Linked DNA regions of Mus musculus: regions 1, 2, 3, 4, 5 and 7 are each linked to region 6. A link is a loop called in an ENCODE intact Hi-C map of the cell type or tissue named here. Cell type or tissue: left cerebral cortex. All regions are shown on one strand.

What was found. Peaks named below come from ENCODE experiments on the same cell type or tissue, not always from the same donor. Only the 100,000 strongest peaks of a DNase experiment are listed, where the experiment ranks them.
Region 1: a loop joins it to region 6, with 5 times the contacts of the local background. A loop is called at or near these places in 10 of 42 quality-filtered maps.
Region 2: a loop joins it to region 6, with 3 times the contacts of the local background. A loop is called at or near these places in 2 of 42 quality-filtered maps.
Region 3: a loop joins it to region 6, with 2.7 times the contacts of the local background. A loop is called at or near these places in 13 of 42 quality-filtered maps.
Region 4: it touches region 6 in a loop (5-fold over the local background); 13 of 42 quality-filtered maps call a loop at or near these places.
Region 5: a loop joins it to region 6, with 10 times the contacts of the local background. A loop is called at or near these places in 14 of 42 quality-filtered maps.
Region 7: it touches region 6 in a loop (2.8-fold over the local background); 9 of 42 quality-filtered maps call a loop at or near these places.

What each region holds. Positions count from the first base shown.
Region 1 is chr2:17,186,105-17,190,104 of GRCm38, forward strand. No RefSeq gene overlaps it. Among named protein-coding and RNA genes, the nearest start is that of 4930515L03Rik, 170 kb to the left of the region's middle. In left cerebral cortex, a CTCF peak has its summit at 1,913; no DNase peak of the experiment used is centred here.
Region 2 is chr2:16,542,813-16,546,812 of GRCm38, forward strand. The region is part of intron 2 of Plxdc2 (plexin domain containing 2); the gene reads left to right. Among named protein-coding and RNA genes, the nearest start is that of Plxdc2, 190 kb to the left of the region's middle. In left cerebral cortex, no CTCF peak of the experiment used is centred here; DNase peaks (open chromatin) are centred at 2,214 and 2,562.
Region 3 is chr2:16,903,063-16,907,062 of GRCm38, forward strand. No RefSeq gene overlaps it. Among named protein-coding and RNA genes, the nearest start is that of 4930515L03Rik, 110 kb to the right of the region's middle. In left cerebral cortex, no CTCF peak of the experiment used is centred here; no DNase peak of the experiment used is centred here.
Region 4 is chr2:17,324,319-17,328,318 of GRCm38, forward strand. No RefSeq gene overlaps it. Among named protein-coding and RNA genes, the nearest start is that of Nebl, 140 kb to the right of the region's middle. In left cerebral cortex, a CTCF peak has its summit at 2,478 (motif pointing left); no DNase peak of the experiment used is centred here.
Region 5 is chr2:17,413,599-17,417,598 of GRCm38, forward strand. It overlaps Nebl (nebulette), which reads right to left. Exons shown (of 26, transcript NM_001362722.1): 10 at 85-189. Among named protein-coding and RNA genes, the nearest start is that of Nebl, 47 kb to the right of the region's middle. In left cerebral cortex, CTCF peaks have their summits at 918 (motif pointing right) and 1,973 (motif pointing left); DNase peaks (open chromatin) are centred at 538 and 1,980.
Region 6 is chr2:16,357,939-16,361,938 of GRCm38, forward strand. The region is part of intron 1 of Plxdc2 (plexin domain containing 2); the gene reads left to right. Among named protein-coding and RNA genes, the nearest start is that of Plxdc2, 3.6 kb to the left of the region's middle. In left cerebral cortex, a CTCF peak has its summit at 1,599 (motif pointing right); DNase peaks (open chromatin) are centred at 218, 1,217 and 1,614; H3K4me3 peaks cover 2,165 bases; H3K27ac peaks cover 1,282 bases.
Region 7 is chr2:16,735,991-16,739,990 of GRCm38, forward strand. All of the region lies in intron 13 of Plxdc2 (plexin domain containing 2), which reads left to right. Among named protein-coding and RNA genes, the nearest start is that of 4930515L03Rik, 280 kb to the right of the region's middle. In left cerebral cortex, no CTCF peak of the experiment used is centred here; a DNase peak (open chromatin) is centred at 2,422; H3K27ac peaks cover 222 bases.

The DNA of each region.
Region 1 (4,000 bases), 830 kb after region 6:
TGAGAACAAAAAAATGAATCTCCCGGCCCCCATCTGACATGCAAGAACATACAAATGTGTCAGTCTGTAATGGAGGCAGGTCCTTTCCCTGCACTAAATCTACTGGAATCTACTTGATCTTTGAATTTTTCTACCTTTAGGAACTGTGAGAAATAAATATTTACAGTCACAAGCTCACAGTCTATGTTTGGGGATTTGTTTGTTTGATGCATGCCAACCTGAATGGACGAAAGCTCCATGAAATGCTGGAAAGTACAGTTTGGAAAGCACCAGCCTGTAATCGATCAATAAAACAAAGACAAAACTGATCTTCTCAGAAGAAAGAAGTAAAGGGTATTAGAGAGGGGAAAGGAAGAATGAGGGGAGTGAGAAGAAGAAAATGGAGGGACTGAGGAGCATTCTTAACAGATCAGAACAGGGAGATACGGATAGGTAGCACTGTCTAGTGACAAAACGATAGAAGGCATCTAATGAAAGGCTCAGGCTCTGCTTAAAGTCTCCAGGGACAGGAACATACGTAATTACCTCCACCACTACAAAGCTTCATGACAACTGTGCTGCACTGGCAATTTCATACCTGCCTCATTTCAGACAGATATAATGGAATTTATTATATTTCTGGGATTTTGAATGAGGGGCTGTTCCTATGGAAAAAAAAAAGAGTGAGAGCATGCAAAACATGCCATGAAAGCACAAAGATCATTAAATAGAAAGCTCAGAGCCACCAGAGACCATGTAATGACACCCTTCTCATACCAGTTGCCTTTGTGGGGAGAACCTCTCAGAGAAATTTTAAGAAGATTGTAAGGCTTGTAACATAGAGGTGAGTCTCTGTTTTTAATCTCAAAAGCTAGGGTTGGCTGAATTGAATCCAACAATTTGGGGTGACAACTTACAATGTGTTTCAGAGACCAGCTAAGTGAGTGAATAGGTTACTAAGTTGGGGGAGAGAGTTTCAAAGAAGCCGCTGTCTGTTGAACTTGCTATTACAGTAAGAGCATCCCATACTGGAGACTTCTGCTTTCATAGTCCTTGAATACTTCAGAATCTGATCATGCTTTGACATTAATAAGATAAACTCTGTGTAACTGTCTTTGAGCTCAAACAAATAAATCAACTTTCTTTTTACTTGTGTTAAAATGTGAACTTTCTTTGGTAGAAGTTTGGCTTTCATACTTGGTTTCTAAATCAGAGCAGAAAGAATCTCTTGGAGTTAGCATTTATTCTTGTCTCCTTGAGCCCCAGTGCCCCTTTAACACATACAGTATCTCCTTCCTAAATTGCTCTAGACCAGAGTGAACTAGGAACCCCTAGGCTTTGTTCCAGCAGCTGGTGCCATCTGAAAGGATTCTGATTGTTAGTGAATTCACTATCCAGGGAAACTGGAATTTTCCCAGGTCACCAGCTTGCCCTTTGTTCCTTGGATACCATTGAACATAGACCCCATGTTCATAGTTTCCTTTCCAAATAAAGCTCATTTATCCAAACCTTCTACAATCATAAAACTACCCTGTCTACCTGATTTCAATTACAATAAAAAATGCTGAGACACTCAACTTTTAAACTTTTAAACAGAAGTGGTTCACTTTGGAAGTTCCAGTCCATTACTAATGCTTCAGGCTTAGGCCAGTCACGGTGAGATAGGTGTGATAGGCCAGTGGCATATCACAATAGGAACATGGGTAGAGAAAAAACAACAAAAAAGAACCCCTGACTTCATGGCCAGGGATTGAAAGAGAAAATGAGATCAGAGTCCAATAGTCCCATTCTAGAGCATACTCCAGTGACTTACATACATCCCATAGGATCCCCATCTAAAAGGCTAAGCCACCTTCCCATAGCTCCAAGCCAGGAAACAATCCTTAACACATAGACCTTTGGATTACATGGAAGAGCCAAGCTACAGCACCATCTATTGGAAAATCCAGACCTCTGCACTCACACACCAATCCTCCCACGGAAATAGTCATCTCCCAAAATTATCACTCTCTGGTTGCCATTGCATAAGCTCACTTTACCTCACTGCAGGTGCTCCATGAAGATGCACACCTCTTTGATGTATATTCCATGCTGTAAAAAGCAGCAGTCTGTTTGTAATTGATAGCAGCAATATGCTATCATGAAGTAATGCTTTGAAAGAAACACCCTCTGTTTGGTCAACACAGGATTAAAGCACATGGCAGCCTCTCTGCAATGTGACTTATACTCGCTTATAAGGATTTCTAACACTGTTCATTCCATGCCTTGCAGTTTTAAATTCAAGTACATGCTAAATAATTTTAGTTCAGGACGTTTCACATCTTTAATGTACTCAAAGACTAATGAAGGTGCCTTGGAGTAGACTTAAGCAATGAGAATTGGTAAATATCTTACAAGCATGTGTTCAACTCACAGCCTTGGATCTGAGTGGTCCATACAGGGTAGATGCTGTGTAACCAATCATCTGTCTGCATCTCACTTCTTCCAGTAATTGGCCAAGACAGGATTCTGTACATAAAAGCTGCTCATCAGTACTTAAAGGAGACAGTTCATAATTTTAATTTTTTTCTGTGTTCATTGGTGAATTTCTCTCTGTCTTTCTCTCTGTCTTTGTCACTCTGTCTCTCTGTCTCTTTGTCTGTGTGTGTGTGTATGTGTGTGTGTGTGTGTCTGTGTGTCTGTGTGTCTGTGTGTCTGCGTGTCTGCGTGTCTCTGTCTGTGTGTGTATGTGAATGTACCTGTAGGCATGGATGTGAATGTATGTGTACAGACATATGGAACCCAGAAGACAGCCTTAGGAGCTATGCCTCAGTCACCACTGCCTTGTTGTTTGAGGCAAAATCTCTCATTCCCATAAATCTCACCAAGTATACTAGAGTGGCTGGTGAATGAGCCTCAGGAAGCCTTCTCAACATTGGCATTACATGCAGATGTCACCATGCTGTTCATTTTACTTGGGGTCTAGGGAATCAAACTCAGATCCTTATGCTGGCATGGTAGGCACTTTACTGATTGAGCTATAGTCCAGCTCTTAATTTGATAAGGAAAGGGGAAATCACTGGTGTTTTAAATTTTCTTCTTTAATCACAGGAGAAATTTAAATGGAATTCATCATAGTAAAACATGATTTTTCCCAAAACTTCCTTCCGAAATTAAAGAGGCACATTACTGTCAATCTCACTTCAGTTATCTTCCAAAAACAGCATCATAGTTCTCAAATACACTTCTGTGGGAGCCCCTGCTGCTTCAGTATGATGAGTCTGTGCACCAGACTCATTTGAGCGGCAGCAATAGAAACGCAAAGCATCATTCAACAGTCAACAGGCAGCATCTTTCCTGCTAATGCTCACTGCTGTTCATCTGTCAAAGTCACTTTCCTGAAGCGTGTGCTATTCAATTTGTCATAGGAAAATTAGTCTCAGTGGTTTGGGAACTATCTCTGAATTTTAAGAGCAGGTGACAGAATTTTATATCAGTTCAAGTGTCATTGGGGGATTCAACACAAAATTAAAGGCATCATGGATTAAAGATTAGTATTTTTCCCCACACTTATGTTTCTCTAAATAAATTTTGCAGCTCATCAGAACATGACCTGAAATGGACAGAGATCTAGAGATTGTAGCCTAGGTAAGAGTCAGAGCCTCATATGGCTTTCCTTCCCTACCTACTAAGGTGTCTGCCACAGGTTTCTTCATCTCTCCCAGAAAAGACAGGAAGAGCATGCATAAAAGAAAATGAGTGTCCCTTCCTCTATTCAAATAAAATATAGTAAGATGCAGGTTAAAATTTCTCTACAGAGAGAGTTTTCATAATTTTGAGTGTCATAGCTGGCTGCTTTTCAAGTTCCCACAAGGTTCTATCCACCTTGATGAAGTCACTGTAGCCCTAAGTGTGGTCTCAGGCGTTAGGTTAAGAGACTTGATTTTATTGAGTACATTGAAGTAGCTCCATCATCCCTCAGAGGCAAACTTGCCCTAATCAACTTCACAGAAATTGAAAGCCTGTTTATTACTGTATAATG
Region 2 (4,000 bases), 180 kb after region 6:
CAATGGACAAGCCAGGACACTTGACTGTCCTAGGGACTTCCTTCTTTCATCTACGGCCTCCCTCCTAAAATTGCCACAAACTTCCCAGATAGTGGTATCAACTGGAGAGCAAGCATTCAAGACATAAGCCTCTGAGGGGTATTTCACATTCAATACATAATAATTTGAATATTATTGCTATACATTCATAATGCAAAGAAATTATATACCCGCTGTCTTAGTCAGGGTTTCTATTCCTGCACAAACATCATGACCAAGAAGCAAGTTGGGGAGGAAAGGGTTTATTCGGCTTACACTTCCATACTGCTGTTCATCACCAAGGAAGTCAGGACTGGAACTCAAGCAGGTCAGGAAGCAGGAGCTGATGCAGAAGCCATGGAGTGATGGTCTTTACTGGCTTGCTTCACCTGGCTTGCTCAGCCTGCTTTCTTATAGAACCCAAGACTACCAGCCCAGAGATGGTCCCACCCACAAGGGGCCTTTCCCCCTTGATCACTAATTGAGAAAATGCCTTACAGTTGTATCTCATGGAGGCATTTCCTCAACTGAAGCTCCTTTCTCTATGATAACTCCAGCTATGTCAAGTTGACACAAAACTAGCCAGTACACCCGCTTAGAATTGTCATAATTGCATGTGACCTTTTGTGACATATTTTTGACATAGAGTCAGTGCTTAACTTTAGATGTTTGTCATAGCTTCTGCACTTCTATACAGAGCCAGGGCAGCACATAGCTAACTGCTCACTGGAATCCACTGATAGACAATTCAGTAACTCCATGACTGATACTATATGTTCAAGTATAGTAGGCACTCTATGTTCAACAATTTCTCATTGATGTCATATTTTCTCTGTATCTCTGTGAATTAGAAAGATGTTCCCTTTTACTTAAAAAATATAATGGGTAGGGGAGACATTGAGTCGTGAGTTTGTTTTGAGATTTCATAGATTGTTGTTTGAAGATTTAATGAAGGTGTTAGATTATGCAATGTTTTCTTACTACAGCATATTATCTGATTTGTCTGTTTTGGATACTGATTTTAGAATTTCTCTTGATCCAAGTGTGTGGACTCACTCCCATAATGCTAGCACTTGGGAGATGGCCATGAGTTTAAGGCTTACCTGAGATATTTAGTAGGTTCTAGCAAACCAGTGTCAAGGGAATGAAAAGGGAAAAGACTATCAACAGGAAATTTCAAGTAGACACAATTTTGTTGCAAAATGTCTGAGAACCTATTCTGAGGAAGGTGGGAATCTAACAGAGGAGAAGAGGAACGTAAGGGGTGAGACTGTGGAAGGGAGCGTCCAGAAGGGGAAGGGAGAAAAGCCATGCTTTTTTTGTTTATTAACCCAATCTCATCCATGTTCCACTCTGATGACATTGCTTAACTTTAACTACCCCAGTAAACACCCTCTAGAAAACTTCAAGGATGTTGGGAGCTGAGTCTTTAATATATAGATTTTGAGGGACAGTCTACAAGGTTTATACTACAGCATCTATCCCAGACATATTGCCTGTCTGTGTTTTCTATTTTGTGTTGTGTATTTCTGGAGGCTGGGTGGGCAGAGTACAAATACAGTCACATTTTTCTCACAAGTTCATCTTCCAGCCCTCACTCTCACTTTGCTCTTTCTTCAGTTTTGTTTTCGTGCCCTTTACTTTCTTAGTGTAGCACATTCATTTAGATCACACAGAATTAATGTTCTTTCTCTTTTTGTCTGGAATGTCTGATTTACACACTTGATATTTCAAATATCTTTCTGTTTAAATAAATAATTATGCCTTGCCAAAGCATTTTTACAAGAATGAAATGAACCTCCACATCTGTAAAGAACATTAAAAACCCATTTATTATAGACTAATCTTTATGTGGTAGTCATAAGTTTATGACTATGCTTGAGAATCTTGAGTATGTTTAATATATTCAGATGTATGAAATTACTAGCACATGGATGGCTATACAATAAGTTCTCAGTTTTTTGTAGTTCTCAATGAAATGAACGTGAAGTTCAAATGCTATGGTTTGGTCTAAGCATCTGCACTATAGTTATTTGTCTCAACAGCCCTGGCAGAAGAAGTTGCTGAGGATAGATGGTATAGACTGGTTCTTGCAGGATGCCTGCCTATAGCTATGATGACTTGCCCTCTGAGGTTTTTGGAAGATGTCCTATGTTTTCCTACAGCTGTACATTTGCAGAAATTTTTGACAAACTGAGTTTATAGCATTTAGAGTCACCCACTGAGCCATCTACTTTCAGTAACAGTTGGTTTCCTAAATGAATTGGCAAGAAGGCATATCACACTAGCACATTGTTTTATTGTCTCTTGTGTTAGAAATAGTTTTATTTAGAAGAGAAAATGAAACCCTTTGTGCCCAGAGTGACCTTTAGTAATTCTTTAAGTATCATTATGCCTAAGGAAATGACAAAATGTAGTTTGAATAATTTACTGGTGCTAAAATGTCAAATTTTTGAAACATCTATTTTATAGCTTTCCTGAATGTCTGAAACAAACACCTCCCTGGGATTTAACAACTTGTGTGCCTACATGCTTAGATAAACAATAAATTGCTTTCATCTTTGAACAAAAGTTGCCATGACAACTTGGCATGCTTAGCTATATAAGTCAGTAGCAAGTCTTTAGTTTAACTTCAGTGCTTTCCAGACTTGCTTGATATCGTTTTTAAGATAGTCCGACTTCGCTGAAAATTGAAGGAATGGTTTTTACAAAGTCACAGCAATTTTATATATATATACACACACACATATATATATATATATGTATACACACACACACACACATATATATATGTATATGTGTGTGTGTATCCCAAAGTTGTGCATAATTTGCAGATAATTTCCTCTCCTGTTACAATGCTATTTATCACAATATGTACAAATTATTTGTTTTAATAATTAACGAAATTAGGTATTAGCTATCTTTATAGCAAACTCTACTCTTAATTGGTGAAACCTTTAGCACTAATAATTCTGTGCTATTTCCATCACATGGTTGAATCAGATACACAATTTGCCTAAGGATTGTATTGAGGACTTTAATGTTACTGAGTTCTTTAAAAAAAAAAATAACTTGTAACACTAACACTTATCAGATGTTTTCCCCAAAGCCACCTTTTTCTAATACTTATTATAACTAAATAAATTATTACTCTTTGATGTTTCAACCTGATGATGCTTTTTGGCACGTTATGCATTGCCATTTCTCCCTTCTCTCTGTGTTACCTGCATTTTCAGCAGGTTGATCATGGTGCCAAAATGGCAGCAATATCAAATCTCACATGTAAATCTCCCAGCAAGCATAATAAACTTATGTCCTCTGAACCCCTAAGTGCCTTTTCAATGGTCCACCTTGGAAATTACGTTCACATGCCCACAACACTTTGTGACAGGTAGAAAGAGCAACATAAGCAATGACTGGTTCTTGCTCTAATGAAGAAGTCTAGGTAGGAGGGTGGCATGAGGGAGCTGGGACAGACACTGGAACATGACACAATGCTTTGCTCCTCATGAGTCTTCCTATTAAGCTGTGTTTGGAAGACTAGGGAACTCACAAGGATACCCAGACTCTCAACTATAGAGCATATCATTTCCACATCCTTTGGGTCTCCTCTTTTCTTTTTGCTTTGCAGACATTTCTCCAATGTGGACAAACAGAGGAATCTGCCCAGAACCCCAAATGTAATTAGAACTTTATTAAATAAGTTTATTAAACTATAAACTTTATTAAAGTAAAAACTCAACCTGTGATTAACATTCATTGTCCTCAGAATTTCCATGTTGAACTTTAATATTTCTTTTAGGGATAATGCAAAATCTCTTTGAATACTGCTTAGATATAAACATTATGCTTTCCATAATCAGTTTCTGTCCACATCTACCTGGTGAGCTGTGAAGACTACATTAGATTCAACTTTGGAACAAATGGCTTGATTCTCCAATTTTATTACCATAACACTTTGATAATAAATGTGTTACATAAA
Region 3 (4,000 bases), 550 kb after region 6:
AAATGAAACATCTCTTGCTTCTTGGGTATATTTACTTAGAAAGTCTTTTTCTAACCTTTTACTCTGAGATAATGTCTAATCTTGATATTGAGGCGTGTTTCTTGGATGTTGCATTCTGTTAGTCTGTGTCTTTTTATTAGGGAATCAAGACCATTGATATTGAGAGATACCAATGACCAGTGATTGTTGATTTCTCTTATTTTGCTGCTCCTAGTGTTGATGGGCCATGGGAGTGTGTGTGTGCTTCCATCTTTTGGTTGCTGGTATGAGGTTATTTATTTCCCAACCTTATGTTGGAATTCTCCTTACAGTACCTTCTGTAGGGCTAGATTTGTAGAAGACATTGTTTAAATTTGAAGTTATTAAAGAATATTTTGTTTTCTTCATCTATAGTAATTATAAGTTCTCCTGGATTATGGTAGTGTGGGCTGGCATCTGTGGTCTCTTAGAGTCTACAGCACATCTGTCTAGGCTTTTCTGGATTTTAGAGTCTCCACTGAGAAGTCAGATGTAATTCTAATAGGTATGCCTTTGTATGTTACTTGGTCTTTTTTCTTTGTAGTTTCTAATACTCTCTCTTTGTTCTCTGTACTTGGTGTTCTGATTATTATGTGCTGAGAAAACGTTCTTTGTTGGTCCAATATATTTGGTGTACTGTGTGCTTCTTGTATCTTTATAGGCACATATTTCTTTGGATTAAGAAATTTTTCTTCTATGATTTTGTTAAAAATATTTTCCATACTTTTGAGCTGGGGTTTTGTCCTTCTGTTCTTGTTATTCTTGTTTGATCTTTTCATAGTGTCCCCAATTTTCTGGAAGTTTTGAGTCAGGAAATTTTTAGATTTGACATATTCTTTGAACAATGTACTCATCTCTTCTATAGTATCTTCAATGCCTGAGATTCTTTTCCCTGCTTTCTGTTGGTGAAGCTTGAATCTGTACTTCCTGCTTGAATTTTTAATTTCCAGAATTTTTTGTCCTTCCTCTTCTCTTCTCTTCTCTTCTCTTCTCTTCTCTTCTCTTCTCTTCTCTTCTCTTCTCTTCTCTTCTCTTCTCTTCTCTTCTCTTCTCTTCTCTTCTCTTCTCTTCTCTTCTCTTCTCTTCTCTTCTCTTCTCTTCTCCTGTCCTCCTCTCCTCTATCCTCTCCTCTCCTCTCCTCTCCTCTCCTCTCCTCTCCTCTCCTCTCCTCTCCTCTCCTCTCCTCTCCTCTCCTCTCCTCTTCTTCTTCCTCTTCCTCTTCCTCTTCCTCTTCTTCTTCTTCTTCCTCTTTCCCCTCCCCTCCCCTCCCCTCCCCTTCTTCTTCCTCTTCCTCTTCCTCTTCCTCTTCCTCTTCCTCTTCCTCTTCCTCTTCTTCCTCTTCCTCCTCCCCTCCCCTCCCCTCCCCTTCCCTCCCCTCCCCTCCCCTCCCCTCCTCTCCTCTCCTCTCCTCTCCTCCCTCCCCTCCCCCCTCCCCTCCCCTCCCCTCCCCTCTTCTTTCTTTCTTTCTTTCTTTCTTTCTTTCTTTCTTTCTTTCTTTCTTTCTTTTCTTTGTTTTGAGTTTTGGTTTTGTTGTTGTTGTTTTGTTTCTTCGTTTTTGGTCTTTCAAGACAGGGTTTCTTGGTGTTATCCTGGCAATCCTGGAACTTGATCTCTATAAACCAGACTGGTCTCTAACTCACAGAGTTCCTGACTGCCTCTACCTTCCCCTGTGCAGTGATTAAAGACATGAACCACAACCACTTGACATATTTCTTATATTTTCATTTTCAGGTCTTGAACAATTTTTTTTCCTTAAACTATTTGGTTTTTTCCTAGGCTTTCTTAGGGGATTTATTCACTTTTTCTAATTGTTTATTTTAGTTTTCCTGGCTTTTATTTCTTCTTTAAGGACATCAATAATCTTTATATAGGTAGTTTTGAGGGTGTGTGTGTGTGTGTGTGTGTGTGTGTGTGTGTGTGTTTCAGCTATGTTGGAATATTCATGGCCTGCTGTGTGATAACTGGGCTCTAGTGAAGACATATTTTCATGCTATTACTGCTTTTATGTTTGTTTGTTTGTATGTTTTGTTTAGGCTGGTGTCTAGCATCTGCTTTTATAGTAGTTATAGATCTAGGTGATGATTTCTGGGATGTTAAAACAAAATCTGTGGGATCCACAAGAGGCTTAAACAAAGGGGAAGAGAGAGTGCAGCTGGAACAAACCTGAGACTTGGTGTCTGCTATGGAAATAGAGAGAGAAAAGAAGACCTGAAGGCAATCTTCTTGGTGTTCTGGTAGACATTGCCTGTGGCTGAGCAGGGCTTGCCCTGAAGGAGCTGGGGGTTGGGACACAGGCACAGCTATGAGAAAGAAGACCAGTAGGGCCCTGTCTATGGGATCCACAGTAGACAAGAAGAAGGAGAAAGGAAAGCTGCATCTGTTTTTCCTTTGCAGCACTAGGGAGGAGTCTGAAGGATTGGGGCTGCTGGAGCAACAGAGAGCAAGACAATGCTTTTGAAATTGCCATTCCTTTAAAAGTGTGTGACTTAAACTGTTTGCACCTCCCACACCAAACAAGGACATCACTATCTTGAGTATCCATGCTCTTTTGACTCAGTCTTTTCTCAACAGAATTAGCTTTTGAGTTCTGTTAGACACTTAGAAAATCAAAACAGCAATAGGCAAAAGTTTAAAATCTATGTATTCAAATACATTTTCCTGTCTAAGCCTTCCTGCTGGAACAGTTCAGACCATTTAAAACATTATTCTCAAAATTTGTTATTTTGATATGACACTTATTTTCTCCATGTGAGCAATGCTTTCTTGAATCTTGTTCGACATAGCTCCTTTCCAACCAATCACTGTCACTCCATCCTCACCTCACTCCCTAAATACAGCCTTATTGTCCTATATACACACATCCTTCTTCATTGGCTATTTGGTAAAAGCTCAAGTTGTTTTAGCAAAATTCCACCTCAGGTTCTATGTTCTAACAAATGTTTGAGAATTTGAAAAAAATTAATTGTACTTTCTTCTTTGTTTATTTTTAGAATCCAGTCATCGTTTTTCCTTTCTTATGTAACCAAGTCATCTTTAATAGTATGCTGGAAATGGTTTTCTTCCCAGTTAGTATTCTGTACCAAGAGCATGCACTGCTTTCAACATGCAGTAGCCTTTTTCTTTATCCCCACTGCCTTTGGGCAGATGATATGCTTGGCATTCAGAGGAATGAAGAACTGCATAGTGAGTGTGAAGGACTGAGCTTCCCTAGAGTTTAAATGCAGCTTCATTAAAATGCTCAAGCTTTTCTGCAAAGAACAAGAGTACTCCGCGAGAAGTTTAGAAATCTTTTAATTATCTTGCTACCTCTAATAAGGAATAATTCGGATAGCCATTTATAGATTTTTTTAAAAAATTTTTTTCTAACACTTTCAAAGTGAAAGTCTAAATTAAGAACTCAGAGTACATAAAGTGGATCAGGTTTCTCCCTCTTGATGGTGGAAAAGGTGATGTAACTCAGTCTCAAATAAATCCATATTTCACCCCATAGGAAAACTAAATATTAAGGGACATTAGAGAAGCTGCGATCTAATGGGTACTCCTGTGCCAGTTAGATTTTGTTCTTTAACTGGGCAAAGATATATTTTCTAGGCATAAAACAAAATCCTTTTCTATACAGTGCTTTATTTCATATCTGTAATATGTTAATTAAATATTTGCAAACAATATTTTGTATGTACATATTGACATATCAAAGCTAAGACAGTATACTGATTATTTAATGGCCCTAAACTATTAAGTTGTTAATCTTCACTTGAACTCAAGTTTCCAGACTCCAAGTTCCATCAGCATTTACCTATTATTTCCATATCCCACCTGTACTGGCTGGTTTTGTGTGCCAACATGACACAAGCTAGAGAGGAAGGAGCTTCTGTTTGGGAAATTTCTCCATGAGACCCAGATGTAAGGCATTTTCTCAATAAATAACCAATAGGGGAGAGTTCAGCCCATGGTGAGTGGTGCCATATCTGGTCTGGTGGTA
Region 4 (4,000 bases), 970 kb after region 6:
TGGCTGGCTGTCCCCGGCCCACAAAGGGTGCTGCCTCAGCGCCTCTGTGCTTCCGCCTGTTCCAGAAGCTGTCAGGTTCTCTGGCGCACCCTCTCACCTGTTCAGACTAATTTCCTAAGTTCGGCGGGTCCCGGACCAAGATGGAGACCGCTGCTGCTGTGGCTTAGGTCGCCTCCCCCTGGCTTAGGTCGCCTCCCCCTATATTTTCTTTATTTACATTTCAAATGTTATCCCCTTTCCTAATTTCCTCTCTGAAAATCCCCTCTCCCCTCCCACTGCTCACCAAACTACCCGGGTACTCCTGCTTCCTGGCCCTTACGTTCTTCTATACTGGGGCATAGAATCTTCACAAAACCAAGGGCTTCTCCTCCCATTGATGACTGACTAGGCCATCCTCTGCTACATATGCAGCTAGAGACATGAGTCCCACCATGTGTTCTCTTTGGTTGGTGGTTTAGTCCCAGGGAGCTCTGGGGATACTGATTGGTTTATATTGTTGTTCCTCCTAGGGGGCTGCAAACCCCTTCATCTCCCTGGGTACTTTCTCTAGCTCCTTCATTGGATACCCAGTGTTCTGTCCAATAAATGACTGTGAGCATCCACTTCTGTATTTGCCAGGCACTGGCAGAGCCTCTCAGGAGACAGCTATATCAGGCTCCTATCAGCAAAATCTTGTTGGCATCTGCCATAGTGTCTGGGTTTGGTAGTTGTTTACTGGATGGGTCCCCAGGTGGGACAGTCTCTGGATAGTCATTCCTTCAGTCTCTGCTCTGAACTTTGTCTCTGTAACTCCTTCCATAGTTATTTTGTTTCCCCTTCTAAGAAGGATCAAAGTATCTACCCTTTGTTGTTCCTTCTTCTTGAGTTTCATGTGTTTTACAAATTGTATCTTGGAAATTCTGAGCTTCAGAGCTAATATACACTTATCAGTGAGTGAATATCATGTGTGTTCTTTTGTGATTGTGTTACTCACTCAAGATGATATCCTCCAGATTCATCCATTTGTCTGAGAATCTCATAAATTCATTGTTTTTAATAGCCGAGTAGTACTCCATTGTATAAATGTACCACATTTTCTGTATCCATTCCTCTGTTGAGGGGCATCTGGGTTCTTTCCAGCTTCTGGCTATTATAAATAAAGCTGCTATGAACATAGTGGAGCATGTGTCCTTATTACAAGTTGGAGCATCTTCTGAGTATATACCCAAGAGTGGTATTGCTGGATCTTCTGGTAGTACTATGTGCAATTTTCTGAGGAACCACCAAACTGATTTCCAGAGTGGTTGTATCACAGTCAGCTCTTGAATTCCGAGGCCACCCCCTTGCTTTCAGCATTGGTTCCACCGTCCTGTCACATTGTGAAGTCTCCCACACTGGCCTGCAGAGCCTATTCCCAGCTCTGTTGGCATCAGTAGGAACTTGTCAAATCAACATGCCAAACTCTGCTTGAACAAATGCTCCCATGGCCAAAGGAGCTTCTATCTAGAAACATAATGGGCCCTCTGGTCTAGGTACGTACTTAGACCAAACCTATTCCATGTCACTCCTTGTGGTGAATTAAGACTTGGCAGGGAACCTTGTATGCATGTTTGCACCCATCATAAACCAAGACATATCACATTGAGGTAATAAATATTTATGGAAATTAAGTAAATAGTTGATAACATATGCTTTGGGAGAGACTCCCCATTTCTATAAAACTTATACATCTTTCCCAAGCCAATACCATTCTTGCTAAAGCATGGTGATACATCACAGCTCCATTTCTGGCATGTGTTGAAGCAAAATTCTTCTTCCCCAGATCCACCATACTGTTCAGCCACTTAAGCTGGGCATATTCGGACCTGGGCCATGTTAGGCATCCTTTGTTTAGGTTTCATTACCTTAGCACGTAGAACCTGCATGAATAGGATCATTTCATAGAAACCATGCAAGAGACCTCAGATACAATGCCAGATTTGTGCCAGTTGTTGGTATCAAATGATTGCCATCAATGGTATAATAAACTAAAATAATTCTAAGGTAAATGATACTGCACAGCAGGTAAATACATTTTGTCTAATCCTATAGGATTGCTGAGTTCTGCACAGAATACTCATTTCATTATAATATTTATGCTGCCCCAAGAGTACCAGACTATCCCGCACTTTAAGAATACCTCCTTTCAAGCCCCAACTCCACTTCCAGGTAAGTCAAATGACTTCCAAGCCATTGATAGAAGGTTCAGTGCAAATGCAGGCTCTATTGCAAGGCTAATCAGTAGGATATTCATTTCTTTATTGCCTGTCAACTATTTGTCAGTGAGGATTTGAGGGGTATAAAGCAGAATTAACTGGGTTCTAATTAAATAATTTTATTATGTCTATATATAAAAAATTTCTTTGTAATCAGAATTTATCATTCTAATTATGCACAATTTCAGTTTGCTCCTAATATACTGTATCAAACAACACTCAGGAATAGAACACAGCTGCCCTCTTGTGTTCATATAATTAAATCTATTCATGTTTAACTATCAGTGATCCTATTAGCTATGCATTTTTAAAAGTAGACATGTACCACTAATCTTTCCCTTTTGAAATTAATGGTACCTAAATGGTAATTTACAAAGAACAATATATAAAAATCTACCAGATCTCCCTATCAGTTTAAACTGAACACGTTAACATAAATTACACTCTATGATGTAATCTACTCTAAATGTTCACCAGCCTTAACATGCTTTCATACTATCTCATTATACTTAGCTGAAAATTAATATTTAATCTGTCTTTAATGAGTGTGTCTTTTTAATAACCTTCCCTACTGACCAATTAATAATTCCGTAAAGGATGAAAGAGAAGCAAGTCTCTTTCTTAACACAAGTACCCTTCATGGAGGACCACTTGTGGTATATTATTCTGGATTCTTGAAATAGAACCAATAGAATATGTGTAATTACAAACATGAATTCATGGATACAGAGTTGTAGACTAGATAAGCCCACAATGCCTATCCATATTATAAACAGTCAGAAATTTCAATAGATGATTAGTTCATGAAACTGGAAATCTCAAAATAAGAGAGAGAAAAGATGCAAACCCAGGCCAAGGCTAAATGCTTAGAACCCTACTAAACAGTTTCAAGTATGTGTCCAGTTTGAAATTCTGAAGAACAGGTTTCATCTGCCCTGGGGAGCTAAGGCTGTTGCACAGCTTTCCACACACAAATACCACCAGGAGAGAGCTGGTCTCCCAGGAGTGTTCTCACTCCTAAGCTCAGAGGTAAGATCACCACTTTCACTCCAATAACTGTCCAAAGTGGGATCAGACAGGAGTTCACAGGGCACAGTAACAGTGGAGCATCTGGGGACAGGATCCTTCCAGTCTGCATCTGGACCCCAGAGCTAAGGCTGTCCCACAGCTATCCACATCCATACCCCATCCAGGAGAGCTAGTCTCCCCAAGAGTGCTGACACACCTAATCACAGACTTGCAAACCCACAGAAGGGACAAGCTCCAGTCAGAGGCAGCAAGACCAGTCAACAACAGAAATAACCAGATGGCTAGAGACAAGGGCAAGAACATAAGCAACAGAAAACAAGGCTACTTGACATCATCAGAACCCAGTTCTTCCACTACAGCAAGTCCAGGATACCTCAACACACTGGAAAAGAAAGATTCAGATTTAAAATCCCATCTCATGATGATGATAGAGGAATTTAAGAAAGTCATAAATAATTCCCCTAAAGAAATACAAGAGAACACAGGTAAACAGATAGAAGCCCTTAAAGAGGGAACAAAAATAAAAAATCACTTAAAGAGTCAAAGGAAAACACAACCAAACAGGTGAAGGAATTGAACAAAACCATCCAGGATCTAAAAATGGAAATAGAAACAAAAAAAAAAAAAAGGAAATCACAAAGGAAAACAAACCTGGAGATAAAAAAAAACCTAGGAAAGAGATCAGGTGTCAGAGATGCAAGCATCACCAACAGAATACAAAAGATAGAAGAGAGAAT
Region 5 (4,000 bases), 1.1 Mb after region 6:
AACGTTAATGTTCTTGGGCTCCATTCTTCGAAGAACACAGCACTGAGCAGTGGGTATGGGATGAGCAGAGCTCAGAAAGCGCACCTGACTCTGGAGGGTGGCGTTTCCTTTATGGTGCAGGTGTTCAGGGGCCTCCGCATCAAAGTGATACAATCCTTTGTTTTCTTCAAAATCCCTTTTATATTCCCACTTTAAAAAAAAACATGAAAACAAGTTAGAAATAAAAGATTGATGACTAAAATCAAGATTTAGGAATTTAACTGGGGTGTGGTGGCTCTCATCCCAGCACACGGGAGACTAAGACAGGGTGACTGTGAGTTCCAGGTAACCCTGGGCCACAGATTGAGCCAGTTTCCCAGCAACTCTTAGTAAAGAACACAACAATCAAGCCAGTGGAAAGGAGCCACGATGCTGTTAAAGAGCCAGTCTCTGTAACAGCTGGTGTGGAGGAGGTTCTGCAGCTAAGAAAAATGGACAAAGCCAGACGGTCTCACTGTAGGTGGCCATAGGAAGAGCCCAAGAAACATTCACTGATTAATTATAAATGTGGCATGGGGCACAGTCAATTAGATGGGATCCCACAGATTGTGAGTGGGCAAGATGAGGTGACATATAGACACTGCTTCTTATCACAGGACAGAATGCTGTTTAAGACTGTGCAGAAGAAATAGAAACAAAAAGAAGAGAGCGAGGGAACTAGACTCCAGGAAGGTGGCTATAGAGAGAAGCTGGACCATGAGTAAGAATGGAAGTGATGAAGACAGAGAGAAGCTGAAAGATAATTGAGCAAGTCTCTAAATTCCAAGGAAAGGATGGTGGGAGGCACTGAGAAAAGGACCTAAAGAAAATGGGTACAATTCATTGGATTTTTTTTCTTTAAGATTTATTTTATGTATGAGTGCTCTAGCTGCAAGTACACCTGCAGGCCAGAAGATGGCATCAGATCATTTTACAAATGTTTGTGAGCCACCATGCGGTTGCTGAGAATTGAACTCAGGACCTCTGGAAGAGCAGCCAGTGATCTTAGCCATTGGAGCCACCTCTCCAGCTCCAATTTATTGGATTTATAAGTTGAAGCTGTTGGCATAGGCCCTCTGGTATTATGACATACGTGAGAAGGTAAATTTGGAAGAGACCAGAAAAAGTATTGATGGCATTGTACTTTAGACCAGCAGCAGAAGAACAAGACTTCTAGCACTAGAGACCAGATATTTCGAATTAGTCCTACTTGAAAAGACTTCAGCAAGCAAATGAGATCCAAGGCTGCGGGGACCTACAAAGGTAAAGATCAACTGCCCATGAGTTACAGGAAAAAATAGCTTTGTACAGAGTGAAGGGGAATGCATGCAGCTTTGGAAGAAGTGCAGTAAAGAGACTCCTGTGATCCAAGGAGATGCTCTGTGGACAGAAGCAGGAAAAGGAACACTGAACATCAGGAACAGAAAGAGAGAGAAGGTGTCTGTGACCGGCCACAGAGCTGTTGCTTCACAGGGGCAAAGTTCCAGAGAGAGCCTGACTTCAAGTGCTCCCTGTCACTTGGGGAGCAAGGATGTATGTCACTGACTTCTAACCAGAATGAAGTGGCTTTAGAAAAGCACCACAGGAAAGTCTTAATAAAGTTCATATATTACATCTTGGGTTACTCTATGAATCTTAAGTTAAAACTAAATAAAATCTAACTTAACAAAAGGCAAAGTTTAAACCTGAAATAAGATATCAAAAAATGTTTATGCTTTGTTTAGATTTTTTTATAATATCTACTTATTAAACAACTATAATTTGAATGCATTAAGGCAGAACATATTCTAATATGGTATCAAAGTCCATAACTAATGAAGTCGAGGGAATTATACTCAGAATAATGGATATATACTAAAAATACGGGCTAAAACCAAATCCTTTGAACGCCAATCTGCAAATGAAATTTCTAATGCAGGGGCTTGTCTTCTGTATTGAATAGTCTCTGTTGCCTCCTAGTGGAGATTATGTAGAATAACATAGCATAAATTTTTAAGTTTATATAAAGTTATAAGGAAATTGAAAGCTCCATTTCCACAGCAAAGTGTTTCTTCAGACATTGAATTTGTGATTTTAAATTTCCCATCCTGCTCTAGACATGACACGTTAAAATGCAAAAATTTTGATAAGACCAATACATCTAGAGATGTGTAATAAAATAGCCATTTACAGCAAACCAGCACTGAACTTTGGCAAATACCTACAACAAATTTCTTTTTCAACGTTTTTTTAAAAATCCAGTAACCAATAGACATCAAGAAAACTTCTATTCATTTTATACAAATATTTAAAAGGTTATCTAACTCATAAAAAATTTAAGACATATATAATATCATACAATTTTAATATGTAAATGATTCAGAGAACATCAAACTCTCTGGCCCTTTGAGTGATGTAATTATTTCTATGATACAGCCTGAGGCAGACGGGAGATCAAACTCAGTGACTAATGAATAAAATGTTGGAGAGATGACAGTGTGTACACTAAAATTTGATTCACTTTTCTCTACCGCAAAACCAACATCAACATTTTGAAAAGAAATGTTGCAGGTGAGAGGTAAACACTCTTGCTCATTTACACATGAATCCTCATGTTCCTAGGAGAATCAGCCTGAGTGTGGGTAGGGGACAGCCCAGCAAGCACCACCGCAGGACAAAAGCCAGACATTGGAGAATGAAGAAAGCAGACGGTGCAGAAGATGGAGAGATGAGTGTGTGTGTCACAGAGAAAAGCTTGAAACCAGAACAGAAATGCAAGGGTGGTTGAGATGTGGGTGCCAGTGGATGCTAAACGTGGTGAAGGCAGGACAATGTAATCCAAGGGCCCTGACACCAAAGGCTAATTCCAAGCTGTCAACATGGCTCAAACACCAGAAACTATAATATACTGCTTTTGACCCAAATACCAATACTTTTTAAATAAATTAAAAATTAATCTCTGTAAGTGTGAACCAATTATGTGCAGTGTGCACCTTGGGATGGCGATGTGCAAAAGAGAGTGGACATACAAATAACAAATCGTGTTTTGCCAATGCTAAGAACTGAAGCTCCCTTAAGACGAAGGTTTGGGGATCTAGCCTTGGAGTGGCGCTATACTGAGCACAGTGGGCTTTGCTACTTAAAAGACTGCCTTCACTTTTCCCATACCTTATAGAATGAGTATTTCTTCATCTGATCCAGATCTATTCTGTGAGTTAAAATGCTTTCAAGTGAATGGGTGGTTATTGTTAGAATTGGCATGGAAATAACTTTAGGTCAAATCAGAGTCAATCATTAACATGTGGCATCTGGCTATGTACAAAGTGGAGCCAGTAGTGTCCAGGAGTTACCAGTTGCAAGAGCTGGTGAAGTCAGCATCCAAATGTACCAAGGGTGGAAACGGTACCACAGCAGGCTAGAGTTCTGAGGGACTGACCATATGGAGAGTAAACACAAATATTACCAACAGGACATGAAGTCCTCCTTCTGAGTTGACAGATAATGTAGAACGGATCAAGATTAAATTCATAGTGGCCAAGATTTCTTGTCAGAGAAAATAGTTTAAACTGTGACTATATTTTATGTGGTTATATATACTATATATAAACAAGAATGCTTGCTGCTGAAGACATAACATATATGACATGCTAGCATGGCTCTCATAAAAGAAGATCCCTGACTGCAAGACATGAACATCAAATGATGTCATTCGGATACAAATGAAGAAATGGGAAGAAGGGAAACAGAACAGATTCTTGCTTGTGACAATACCAACAAGTGTGACAATACCAACAAGTGTGCAATACCAACAAGTGTGCTCCTGAGATGCAAGGAATTGCAAGAATCCACTTTGGGTGTCACTTTCTTCAGAGGAATATAGCTCTGCCCATGCTCCAGCAAATAGCCCCCAACCCTCGTCCTTGCAGGCAGCCTTCAGTAAACTCAGTGTGTCAAACACACACAAAGACATGAAAGTAGGAGGGGCATCTACTGGCAAGAAGAA
Region 6 (4,000 bases):
GCCTCCAGATACTTGCAATTGGCCGCACCCTGTGCCCTGGTGATCTGTCTGGTTAGGTGTGTGGTAGTGAAGTGTCCTCCTACTGAGCAGGGACTGGCTAATCCAGCTTTCTCCCAAGACCACTCATTCCACTGTGACCCCACAGATTGCTCCCCATCTCTGCCCTTCAGCAAAGAAATGAACAGGCAGGTCAGTGAAACACTGGGGCAGGAATCTGTGAACTCTTGTAGACTCCCAGCAGGAGTGAGAGCAAAGAGCACTTGAAGAGAAAAAGAAAGGAAAACTTCCTGGTTAGGACAATCACTTTGGTTCTGTTTTGCTCTGTACACCTCTTTGTTTAATTCAAGAAAGACTGGTAAATGGTTCTTCAGAAAGTATGCATGTATACCCAGCTGTCAGCCTTCAAGGAGTCACAGAAAGAAGTCCGGGAGGTACACCTGGGGACTCCAGGTGAGAATAAGAGTTTACAAAAACCTTGAATAAAATGTTACCATCTTGAGACAAATAGGATAATCCAAGTCATGCGTGTACCTGAGTTGCAAATTTTAAGAGAGGAAAAAAATTACTTTCTTGGTGCTCCTATTTAAGGCTGGCTCCTATTTAAGTGTGTGTGTGTGTGTGTGTGTGTGTGTGTGTGTGTGTGTGTGTGTGTGTGCTGGGGACCAGCACATGAAGACCACAGGATAAAAGCTGAGATTAAAATTCTTGGATTTTTTTTGTCACCTCTGGTCATCCTCATCAATGAACATAAGTTCTTGGCTATTTATAATTTATATTAGCACACCATATTTCTGTTTATTTTCTTGGCACATTGCATTGGCTGAAAAAAATAACAGTTTTACTTTCTTCAGAAAGCAACACTTTAAAAGATGCAGTAGTCATCTCCATAAGCTTATTTGGAGTAAATGAATATGCAAAGCAATTTTGCAAAAAAGGAGGGGACATTCATCCTGAGTTGTTTGTTTAAAAACTTCTTTGGTACTGGAAGCAAATAATATATTTACAGCAAAACTACATAAAAGAGAGACTAGGAATTTTCATTTAACTACTGAGTATATAATATACTGGCACCCATGTTAAGTTTGCTATTCTAAGGCAAACCTGAGGATGAAATTCATTGCACACAGAGCAGACCAGCTGGTGGAAAGCTTTGGCTTTGGGGAGTATGGCATGCCTTTGTTGATAACATAAATACACCAGCATTTTAAACTAATTCACTATTTCTGGTGGACCTCTTAGAAACATTGTGCTCACAGGATTGGGGACGGGGAATTAACTATAAATCAAACAACACTCCGCATGAAGTTTTATGAAATTATCTCGGAATTCGGGGATTTTAACCTACTGAATATATAACACAGAAAGGTAACACAGAAGAAAAAAAAAAAAAAGAAAACACTCTATTTTCCACTGTAAGATGACTTATCTGAAAATTAAATATCCTGAAACTACTTCAGAAGGTGAAAGGTAGCATGCGACAATCAGGGTTTTATTTTTTTACCACGGGCATTTTGGCAAAGGGCAAACATCTGATTTCATAACAGATTTGTTTGTTGTGCTTTTTACTTTTCTAATGCTGTGGTTGGTTTTATTGCCACCAGAGGGCAGAGAAACCACTAATTTCCTCTGTTCCTGTTTCTAATGTTTTTGTGTTCTAGGGACATGTAGTTCATATTTAATCTGTCATTTTCTTGTTGTTTTCACTGTGTTTTTCTCTGCTTGGATATTTTTTGTGCTTCCTTTCCAGTGAAGTGGGCCAGCTTAGTTAGCAATATTCCTGTTGATTTCCTGTGGCTGAAGTTTCTGTTAGCATCAGTATCTATAACAAAAATTTATAACATAGAGATAATCCACATGAGTGTTTCCTGTAAAGCAAGTGTGGGTCAGATTATTGCATCTGCGGGTTAATTGTTCTTCTCTAGCAATGACTCACAACTTTCCATAAGATACTTAACATAAAATTGAGAAAGATTTTTGTAGCTTGAGTTTGCGTAAGTTATATTGCTACAGAAACATGGTCTAGAGTAGGATTTTCGTCCTTGGATGCCTGCATAGAGGCTTATAACTATTATTACATAATAAACATCATCGTTTAAGCTATTGTAATTGTATCATACATACATAAGTTGTCCATACATAAGGAATGGATGTTACTATTCCTCATCCTTGAGAATATGCTTGAATGTAATTGGAAATGCAAGGTGTTGCAAGTTTCTTCTCTGTAAGAATCAAACAGACCCCTGTAGAGATGTAGACAACATGCACCCTTTTTTGTTTCTAAATGTTACCTCCAATTGCAGAAGCACTATTTTTAAAGATGAATGAATTGGCCCACAGCTGTGATCTTGAGATTTTCCACTTGTTTTGAAGACCATGAGCTTAGGGCATGAGCCAATGCTCCACCCCATCACCTTCTGTATTCTTGAATTCTCACCAAATATTCCCTGAGTGAGGGCCACATGTTCCTACTGTCTTGTCATCCTCTTGTTCTTTTTGTCACTAGTCCTATCTCTACCTAAACTTATACTCTGACTTACTGCTTCCTTTGAAGAACTTTAAGGACTTTGTATGTCTGTTGGTTATGGTGTTTTCTCTTGTTTGTACTGATCCATCTCTATCATAATTCTATTAGACCAGCACACTGGTCCCTGCAATCAGGGTCCCTTGTCATCTTTATGAATCTGCTGCAGCATGTACCATACAGGCATATAATAAATACTTGCAAGACTAAATGGAATAACATTATCGCTGTAGTTCAGGATGGATTTTTGACCTCAGTATGCTCCTGGGAGACTTTTAAGTAATTCTTAACATAAATTGCTTTTAATCAATAAGGTGGAAATGGATATTAAAAATTATCTTCATAGAATAATAATTTAAAAGCAGAGTGTATGCTCTAGGTAGGTCTAGCAAAGTGCCCCAATGCTCTGGCAGATGTCTACTTGCCTTAAGCCTTCTATTTTTATTGTATTTTTTATTTGGCTTGTTTGTCCATGGAGTAAGCCTTTGAAGCCTCAGGTGTCCTGGAACTCACTTTGTAGACCAGGCTGGCCTCAATGTCAGAGATCCTTCTGTCTCTGCCTCCCCAGGGAAAGAAGTTCAACCATTACCTGGTATGATAATTTACACACATACACACACACACACACACACAGAGAGAGAGAGAGAAGCTCTCTTCAGACAAACCAGAAGAGGGTATCAGATCCCATTACAGATGGTGGTGAGCCACCCACCATGTGGTTTCTGGGAATTGAACTCAGAACCTCTGAAAAAGCACTCAGTGCTCTTAACCACTGAGCCATCTCTCCAGCCCCTAATAATTATTAATGATGCTTATTTGAACTTTATTTAATTATATCTTCCTGATCAGAGATTGTCAACCTGTGGGTTGTGACCCCTTTTGGGGGTCAAATGACCCTTTCACAGAGGTAAGACCTAAGTAGTGAATAGGCAGAATTTAGAAGCAAAATCAAATGGCAGAATTCCTAAAAATAATTATGTACATTTAACATGAATTAGCTCGCACTAATAATTAGTAACACAGATATTTTATATTTCTGTTCACAACAATGACAAATTTACAGTTATGATGTTGCAAAACAAAAAAATTTATGATTGCGGGTCACTACAACACAACAACACAACAACACAACTGTAATATGGGATCAAAGCATTAGGAAGGTTGAAACCACTGGTCTTGACCTATGATTTATTAGTTCTTGCTTATTTGTGGTGTTCAGGGGTGGGGTGACCAAACCCAGGGACTCAGACATTCTAGGCAAGTGTTCTTCCCATTCAGCTACATCCTCAGCCCAACTTATTACCTTTCAAATATGGGACTCCTAAAAGAGTTCAAAGTCCAGTTTATGTTCAGCGGTCAACTGATAAGTAGGCTTTCTCTCCTGTACTTTGCGTATGAGCTTGTTACCTTCAGCATGTTTTTGTTGTGGCTGGGTCCAGCCAAACTGCAGATTGAAATTTGGTTCCCAAGTAAACAGCA
Region 7 (4,000 bases), 380 kb after region 6:
TATAGGCACAGACATTCCTCATCATATGATATTTACAGGGCCTGGCTTTTAAACATCTTATTTGTAGGAAGGAAATAAAGCAAGCCAAGAGGAGCAGATCCATGGGTTACATGTTTTTCTTAAAATACAGGAGCCCCAGCATCCTCTCCCTTCCTTCTATTTAGTCTCTTTCTCACTAACTTATCTCTTAAAATCCTCCATTATCCTCTGAAGATTTGAGACCAAGTATTTTCTTTGAGTTTTATGCTAGATAGCTTATATTTTTAGTGTCTGTCTGGCTATATTGTTGTTTTCCAAAAGATATCTGATTTTGGTCAAAATCTGATATGTCTATATATGCTTTAAAATCCATTTTAAAATATAGTTTGTTATCTTCAAACAAACTGGCAGAGACAAATGTTAACATAAAAATGCATTTTACATTTTCAAAAATTTGTTATAAAACTGGTACCTCTTTGCCTAGATTAGCATAACCAACATTCCTTATTAAATTTTATGATTTCTGAATGTTTGTAGGCATAAATTCTGTGGTTTATTAAAGATTATAATAAACATGAGTAATAAAATCAAAATTGACAAGAAAACAAATAAAAATAATTATAAGCTCAAGGAAATAAAGCATTATTATATAATGAAAATCATACAAAATAAACATTTCCCATTAAAAACAAAATTCCAGTATTTGGAGCTGGATTGGTGTCTCAGTGGTTAAGATGGCTTGATAACTTTTCTAGGAGACTTGAATTTAGTTTCTAACACCTACATTAAGCAGCTCATAACTAGCAGCTCCAGATGTGACAATTTTTCTAGTGCACACACACACACACACACACACACACACACACACACACTGAGTTTAGAATATCTCATTGATAATTTAAATAATCACAAATTATTAAATGGCATTTTACTGAACTCAAGCACTAAGGAGTCTGAGGCTAGATTATATCTTTAAGAGCAGCCTAGGCTGAAGAACAAAGCCCCACTCTCTAAATGGTTTTCTCTTATTTTTACTTTTGACTGTTTCCACTACATAAATTTAAGTGATCTCTATAGCTTGGTGTACATGTCTATTGGAAAACATTAGTTTATTAAAATAAAATTGTGGGGAGGGAAGATTGAGGAAAATATTGGTTCTCTCTATACATATCACAAGTTAGAGAAAAGCTGTAGGTTTTTTTTCCAAATGGGGAGGAAGAAATTAGAAACCTAAAGACACAGAAATTTAACAAGCAACTGATATATTGGCCATTTGCTAGTACATTTATTTATTATTCGTTGAGTTTCTGCTGTGTGCCAGCCCTACCAGAGTAAACAAGAGCTTCCCACCACATGGAGCCAATGGGCCAGTGAGTGACAAGGTAATACTTTATTTAAATTAGATACAGGTTCTACATTGAATAATTGGTTTTAAGTATAACTCAGTTTAGAACTTGAGGTAAGCATAATTGCCATTATCATAAGACTTTTCATGGAACTTTTGGCATGGGTTGATGAAATAAACCCTGAGTACAATAGGTAAAGAAAACCCATTGCTGACCTAAGCAGTTAACTTCTCTTAAAGGGAGAAACAAACGACTCCACCATTCTTACATTGTGCACTCTGGCTTGATTTAGAAATTGTAAAATAATTTCACAATAAAACTTAAATACAAAGTTGAACCATTTATCTTGCATTTTGAAAATCTTTTCATTTTTGGAGACCCAACATATGTGCCTTACGTGGAAGTTCCAAGGATTTTTGATGATCAGAATCATAGAATGTTAAAGGAAATAGAAACCCCGGAATGCATGCAAATAGAAGATTTTGTGACTTCCCCCAACGAAAGCACACTATTCCCCAAGTGGTCATATCAAGTGCATTTCATGCAGAGCTCTATTTAATAAACCTACAGGGATGGTGCCTTTTACTCTGTAGTAAATATATTTATGGGGATACAGAAAATAACAGCATAGTTATCAATGTTAACATCACAGAGGGTGATTCTTATTTCTTATAACAGTATATTCATTAGTATTCTGATTATATCATTAAGATACTGTCAAACCCAATTAAACATAAAGGATCAGAAGCCTCAGTGCCTAAAATGTCTATGAGAAGTGTGATTCTGACTCAACTACAGAGTTCAATCCTGTGGAGAAAAAAAGACTAGATAGTACAGCCTTTCACTCAGACTGAGTGACAGCCAGATGCAAAGCTGTCACTGCAGTCCAGGACTCCTCAGGCTGGCAGGCAGTTTCCACCCTACAAAAGTCCTTGGAGCCACTGAACACTCTGTTGGTTACCTATCCCCCAAAATATTTGTGACTAACAAGAACTCATGGAGAATATGAAGTGAACACAGGCAGCCGTGTCCCTCAACTTTTCCTGGCAGTCTGCAGAGCCACGAGGAGGGAAGCCAGAGCCACGGGGCCCAGCTGCTGCTGCGTGGGAGGAAGGCACGTTCCCAAGCTCTCGGTCTTGCTCACTCTGCAGCTGCTGTGAGGCTTTGGGAAGACATGAGCATTAGCAAACCCATATAGTAAGCAGAGAAAAGCATTCCAGAGGACCACAAATCTTTCTTTATCTTGAAGTGGCACATTTCTTACAACTGAATTTTTCCTTTAAGGTACGTCTTAGTTCAATCGTTAAGAAAAGTCAAGAGGGGAAATGAGACACTGAAATAAATTACTTCTTGTTTCTATTCTTAGAGGAGGTAAAAGATGATATTCGGTTCTCACGAGCTCCAGAAAGTGGGGCAAGACATCAAAGCTAGTTGAAATGCTATTACACTCTTGTTAAAGAGTAACACTATTAGGGGGCAGTTTACAGAGCTTTAACAAAACATAAGCGGGGGTTGGGGGGACTGGAGTTAAGAGCAGAGGTCCTAAGTTCAATTCCCAGCAACCATATAGTGGCTCGTAATCATCTGTAATGGGATCTGATTCCCTCTCCTGGTGTGTCTGAAGACAGCTTCAGTGAACTCACATACATTAAGTAAATAATTAAAAAAAACAAATAAACAACAAAAACAGAAGCAGAGTCGACAGCAAAATGTTATTTCAAAAAGAGGGCCAGCAAGATGGCTCCGTGGGTAAAGGGGCTTGCTACTGAACCCAAAAACCTGAGGTCTATTACAGGACCTCACACGTAGGACAGACTTAATCCCCTAAATTGCCCTCTGACCTCACACACACACACACACACACACACACATACACACACACACACACTTCTGATGTCTATGGTTCTAATAGGCTAGAATTTGTCATGTGCATCACTAGATAATTTGGTATATCATGTAGACTTCATAGTGATTACTTTTTAAATACAGTCATCAAAATAAGATTCAATTAATAGCCATCATCTTTCATTTACTTTGCTGGTTGGTATGTGTTCACTTAAATTCCCAAAACTAAAACAATGTTTCTAATTCAATGAAATAATTACTTCATTTCACTGGTAAGAATTATTAAAAATACTGAATAAAATATCTTGTATTTCATTGAGCTTTCTACTAAATTCCTTCTTAATTACTATATCCTAACTGATTACTTTAATGATCAGTTAGCCACACCACTTTTCCCATCAACTGTCTCTGCTCTCTTAAAAAAAGAAAGAAAAAAAAGGATCCCCTGAGTATATGTACCTAGAAAACGTGATTGCTGTAGTCAAACAATGCATCATGCATATCACTTTGCTAATTATTTTTGCGTGTGATTAGTGCAATTACCATTAAACCTTAAATAGATAAAAATGTGTGCTAGCGTGTTAATTTCATTCAGCATTACACAAATTTTAAAATGTCAAAATATTGCTATCATTTCAAAAGATCTATTTTTGTTCTACTCTGGCAGGGAGACATGGCATAAAATTTTTAAATAGTGTAAGCTCATAGGCTTGATAGCCTAAATTTTTTAAATCAGGCTGTTCACTAGTTGTGTGATTAAGACACAGACTAAAAAAAACCACAAGTACTTTAGGGTACAGAGTGCCTGTCCCTTTACCATCCCTGTAGTC